Regions from separate parts of the Homo sapiens genome. Here region 1 is linked to region 2. The links are chromatin contacts, found by Hi-C or POLR2A ChIA-PET in ENCODE. All regions are on one chromosome and are shown on one strand. The core of a region is the stretch at or near the end of the contact, and the rest is flanking DNA. Distances in the headings are between cores, read along the strand shown. Region 1 holds the start of IFNAR1 (interferon alpha and beta receptor subunit 1). Region 2 holds the start of MIS18A-AS1 (MIS18A antisense RNA 1).

Evidence for each region. Hi-C counts contacts between places; a loop is a spot of excess contacts on that map. ChIA-PET counts read pairs that join two places held with the same protein, here RNA polymerase II (POLR2A). Pooled maps may share reads with other maps.
Region 1: a loop to region 2 is called in a pooled map, with 8 times the contacts of the local background. The contact joins the promoter of IFNAR1 here to the promoter of MIS18A-AS1 in region 2. A Hi-C loop is called at or near these places in 4 of 50 pooled maps. POLR2A ChIA-PET finds 5 or more read pairs at or near these places in 2 of 52 experiments (PC-3 and activated CD4-positive, alpha-beta T cell).

Annotation. Positions count from the first base shown.
Region 1 is chr21:33,323,589-33,326,463 of GRCh38, forward strand. IFNAR1 (interferon alpha and beta receptor subunit 1) reads left to right here and starts at 1,382. Exons shown (of 11, transcript NM_000629.3): 1 at 1,382-1,543. The coding sequence starts at 1,468. RefSeq lists promoters at 86-1,369, 723-1,393, enhancers at 406-1,308, 596-805, 1,026-1,075, 1,309-2,210 and cis regulatory regions at 814, 1,305-1,314, 1,371.
Region 2 is chr21:32,277,923-32,280,691 of GRCh38, forward strand. MIS18A-AS1 (MIS18A antisense RNA 1) reads left to right here and starts at 1,283. Exons shown (of 1, transcript NR_046576.1): 1 at 1,283-2,769. It overlaps MIS18A (MIS18 kinetochore protein A), which reads right to left and starts at 1,127. Exons shown (of 5, transcript NM_018944.3): 1 at 759-1,127. The coding sequence starts at 1,092. RefSeq lists enhancers at 376-877, 878-1,377, 1,321-1,540.

The DNA of each region.
Region 1 (2,875 bases), core at 132-2,631, 1.0 Mb after region 2:
GAGATGGAATATAGAGATGGAATATAGAGATGGAATAGATATGGAATATAGAGATGGAATAGATATGGAATATAGAGATGGAATAGAGATGGAATATAGAGATGGAATATAGAGATGGGATATAGAGATGGGATATAGAGATGGGATATAGAGATGGGATATAGAGATGGGATATAGAGATGGGATATAGTGATGGAATATAGAGATGGGATATAGAGATGGAATAGATATGGAATATAGAGATGGAATAGATATGGAATATAGAGATGGAATAGATATGGAATATAGAGATGGAATATAGAGATGGGATATAGAGATGGGATATAGAGATGGAATATAGAGATGGGATATAGAGATGGAATATAGAGATGGGATATAGAGATGGAATATAGTGATGGGATATAGAGATGGAATATATAGATGGAATATAGAGATGGAATATATAGATGGAATACATATATATTCCATTGCATTGTTCTTTACAAACATTCATTTAATTATGTAATTGCTAATTAATTGCTTGGTTGTTATAACAACGAAGTATTTGATTCCTTATTTTATCTCATCATTTAAATTTTATTTCGCATATTTTCACAATGCACTGGATCTATTACTGAGGAATTTAATTAAATAATCATTCGAACCATGGGCTCGAATTGTTTACTGATAAAGCCCGACGACCAAAACAGCCTAGCGACTGCTGTTTGGAGCCCCTCGGCCCAGGGCCCGTGGCTGTTCTCTCCAAGGGACCATCTCGCCCCTCAGCCAAGTCGCCCGGAAAACGAGCGCTCGACCGCCTCTGCCCCGCTCTCGCTCTGCACACAGCAACGGTCTGGTCGCTCAGCCACTTCCTCCTTCCAGCCTCATCTGGTTCCCAGGCCGCTGGGGACTCCCAACGCCACTGTCCAAGACTCTAGGGTCAGCAAGCGCCCCGGGCGGAGAAGGGCGAGGACGAAGAGCGCCGGGCCGCGACCAGGAGCCCACCCGCGCCCTCCGACTGCAGACATGGGGAAGAGACGCGGGAACTCCAAAGTCGCTGGGTCTGCGCAGGTGTGTGCCGCGATCCTGTGAAGGTCAAGGCCTCCTGTGAGGGGGAGTCGTCCTGGAATGCGATGGTGAAGTGCTCCAGACCGGCCATAGGCCGGAAAGAGTGAGGAAGAAGAGAATGCAGGAGGCCTGCGATTTCTAAGGCGCGCGCGCACAGGGGTGCTGCAATTAGGATGGGGCAATGGGAGCTTGGAGAAGGGGTGCTAGCTAGGAGGAAAGGCGCGTGCGTGGAGGAACGGCGCGTGCGCGGAGGGGCGGTGTGTGTGTCAGAAGAGGCGGCGCGTGCGTAGAGGGGCGGTGAGAGCTAAGAGGGGCAGCGCGTGTGCAGAGGGGCGGTGTGACTTAGGACGGGGCGATGGCGGCTGAGAGGAGCTGCGCGTGCGCGAACATGTAACTGGTGGGATCTGCGGCGGCTCCCAGATGATGGTCGTCCTCCTGGGCGCGACGACCCTAGTGCTCGTCGCCGTGGCGCCATGGGTGTTGTCCGCAGCCGCAGGTGAGAGGCGGGGAGGAGAGTCTTGGCGCAGGGCGGGAGGTAGGGCACGCAGCTGGGCTACGGGGGCGGCGATGCTGTTGGGGGCGACAGACGCCCAGTCTGGGAAACCTTCGGTCCACTTTGCCGCGCCAAAGATTAAACCCGACCTGGGCTCGCAAATCAACCAGGAGAAAGTGGTGTTCTGGGTCCTCTCTTGCCGCTTGCCTGTGGCCGTGTACGGGTCCTCGGGAGCGCCCGGGTCCCACCCCCGTGAAATGGCGGTGCCAGAGCTTTGTGTCGAGTTTGATTCTTTCCGGGAAAGTACCGCGGCTCCGCTGGTCTGTTTGATAATAAACAAAACATTTCCCGAAATGCATTTCCTCAATCTGGTGAATAGGCGCCCAGTCCCACGGGGGAGTGAGCTAAGTGTGGCCAGGATTTCTCTGCCCTCAGGATTCATACAGGCCAATAAAAAATGACAGTCGGAGTGACTGAAGCATAATTGTCAGTTCTCGAGGTTTACTAAGCCTGCTTCAGGGCGCATCCGGGAAAAACGTGAGCCACAAACACGTCTGTGACTGGTTTTCCAGAGGTTTTCAGGAGGTGGGGCAGGAAGGCAGTAAGGCAAATAGTTCTGTGAGAATTTAGTTAGTGCCCAAGAAATCTGTATTTTAAGATACCATGAGTGTCTTGAAGAGAAAAAGAGAGTAAAGGGAGTCAGTTATGCAGATGCCTCTGGGTAGATGGAGTCTTGACTTTGTTTTGCACCTGAGAAGATAAGCTTGTAATTGACATGGTCAGTGTGGAAGGCCTGAACTAGTTTTTCAGATTAACTTTGGAATGCCATTTGTTGAGAGGAGAGGTCCATTCACATTGTTGGGGGGCTTAGAATTTTATTTTTGGTTTACTTAACTACCTACTTTTTTCCCAAAGAAATAATCATGTTCAAAACTCAATGAAATGTTATCTCAATGAGATTGTAATGTTGCTCAGTCTTTCAGAAGTCATAAAAATAGTCATACTTTTTAAACTAGTAAATGCAATTCTAGGACCCAAGACTAAGAAAACTGTCCAAAATATGGGAAGACATTTTTATTTATACTTTTTTTTTTTTTTTTTTGAGACAGCCTGTTGCCCAGGCTGGTGTGCAGAGGCGTGATCTCAGCTCACTGCAACCTCTGCCTCCCAGGTTCAGGCGATTCTCCTGCCTCAGCCTCTTGAGTAGCTGGAATTACAGGTGCACGCCACCACATCCGGCTATTTTTTGTATTTCTAGTAGAGATGGGGTTTTGCCATGTTGGCCAGGCTGGTCTCGAACTCCTGACCTCAAACAATCCACTTCAGCCTCCCAAA
Region 2 (2,769 bases), core at 33-2,532:
TCGGAACATTTACGGCATTCAAAGACAGAAAAAACTTCATCTTGAAAAATCACAATCCAAAAACAACAGCCATTCTTACACCAATTCATAAAAAATATGTGAACCACTTTATCCCTAAATACTGCAAAAACATCAAAATGAGGGAACAGTGGAACAACAGAGGTAAGAGGTAACTGCTAGAACCAGGATTAGAAACTAATTCCTGCCTTCTTCTGAACTCTTTTGCTACATCCTCCTTCCTCGCCAGTTTTCATGGGGTTGTTGGTGCTTTTATTGCAAGTTTCCTTCCCTTTCTTCCCTATAGCACTGTGTTCCGTCAACTCTGCGGCTCTATCACTGGAGGCTGTAGAGGCATCCGCTGATACACCAACAGCCTGCTAATTTCTATGGGGAGTAATAGTACTGGCTGCACCTCAAGTGCTTACAGTCTAGTTGACCATTTGTTTCTCTTTTTTTAGGGTCTTTAAAAGTGTTATTCTTTGTCGCCCTTTGTTTCTGAGTAATGCTCACGATGATGCTGATTCAACCACTGCTCTTCTGGGATCGGGGACCCCAGAAAAGAACCCACCGCCCGAGAGCCAAAGTGGAGGGGTGACCCTCCTCCCCTTTTCCTGCCACAGCTCACACTCTCAGACTTTTTGCTCTTAAAGTCCCTGGGCAGCCCCAAGGAGCCCCCGCCTCCTCCCGGGCCGCCCACGCGCGGCACCCCTGGAAGAAGGCGACCCCACGCCCCCCCTGCCCGGCTCGACCCAACTGACAGCGAAGCAGGATGCAGTTGGTGTCCTCCTGGCTGGCCACCCAGCTCAGCGAGTCGCCCAGCGGCCGCCGGCAGCCGGAGCACAGGAACACCAGCGGCCTCTCCTCCGCAGCCGCCGCCTCCTCCTCCAGCTGCGCCCTCTCCATGTCGGCCACCGACGCGTCTTCGCTCATGGAGCTCCACATGCTCGCCCACTTCTGCAACAGCTGGTGGCGGCTCGAGTCTTCGGAGAGTCTCTTGCCCAACAGCGAGGAGTCGCTGCATTTGCCCTTGTCGCCGCACTCACAGCCGCCAGCGCATCCTCTGCTACACCTCAGTGACCGAACGCCTGCCATTACCTACAAATCGCCCGCGCCCCAGAGCGCCATGGGAAAAAAAACCGCCGCTGCTCATGCGCGGGGCGGGGAGCGGTGGCGGAGGCCGAGAAGGGGCAAAAGCCTGAAGGGGGCGGGACGGCGGGCGGCCTCTAGTGCGCATGCGCGCCGTGCGGCCTTGGCCAAGCGTGATAGTCACTGCGCCTGCGTCAGGTTTTCCAGCCTGAAGAAATTGATGATGCAGACCTGTTTGCTTGTCTTCCTAAGGATTATTCACCCCTTTCCGTGGGAGGGGCAGCGTCACTGAGAAAGTTACGGGTTGCAAGCTTGAGTGTCTAAGAACCGCCTGGCGAGCTTCTTAAGCAGATCGCCAGGTTCCATCTTCGCAGACTCTGGTTCAGCAGGTAGCAGGTTAGCCCGAGAATCTGCATTTCTAACAAGCTCCTAGGCGTGCCCACGCTGTCAGTATTGGCAGCCCAACCTTTTTTGGGGGGTGGGGGGGGGAGTTTTTCTATGTTGCCGGTCTCGAACTCCTAGCCTTAAGCGATCTTCCCTACTCGGCCTCCCAAAATGCCAGGATCGCAAGCGTAAGCCACTGTGCCAGACCACCACCCTTTTTCTTCTTTTTTGTAAGTGGACTAATTATAGTTGTATATAAGCAGCTCCACTTTTGATGACCACTGCTCTATTTTGTCGGCTCCTGGGGACCTCCTTTCCATGAAGTGGAGAAGGAAGGGGATAGAGGAGTCCCTCATCACAGGGTCCTTTTGCGCACTGCTATCCCTGGAATGAGACCCTGGGAAGGGCCCCGGATCACTCAGGCTGTCACTGCAAGGAAAAAGTTGAGGAAGCAGCAGTGCCCCTGGAAAGCCTGGAAGTGTCCCTGCTGCTTGGATCAAGGAACAATTCGTCCTTGCAAGGAAGAAGCATCCCTTGTTGATGATAAGGACAGATTTCCTCAGCTGCCCCAGAAAGCCAGCCTCTGCCTAAAACACCGTAGGTCAGGAGGGAAAGCTGGCGGGGAACCAGCCAGCTGCACCACAGACAGTCTGGTGGTATACCTGGGAAGAAAGCTACCTGCAAGGACCTACTCTGTTCCTACTACGCTCTGGGTGTCCCCCAAGTCACTGCCTATTTTGCTTGGTTGCATAAACTATTTATGTAAATGTACTTCCAATTTTAGTGCTTACAGCCACTAGCAAAAAGCAAAAGCTTTGGAGTCAGTGGTCCTGGTTAACTTACCCCTCCCTCCACAAGGTAGTAACAGTGTAGGGAACTGTGGAAAAGGCTGTTTGCCTTCCCTGAGTCTAATTCTTCATGGAGTAAATGGAGTCTGTTTCTTCAGTACTACACCAAGTTGTTCATGAGGATCGAGTTTTCTAATATTCATGAAAATACTTTGTAAACCCTGGCACACCATGCTCATGTTAATCACCTTCTTACTGGAAGAAAATGCTTTAGATAATTTAGGCTTTTTTTTTTTACCCATAGAATTCCCTTCCTTCCTTCTGCTTTTTTTTTTCTTTTCTTTATTTTTTCAGAGATGATGTTTCAGTATGTTGCCCAGGCTGGTCTCGAACTCCTGGCCTCAAGCGATCCTCCTGCCTCAGCCTCCCAAGTAGCTGGAACTACAGGCATGCCTCACCATACTTTGCCCCTTCTACTTTTGTAGAGCCAAGCCTGACCTTCCTGGACTGT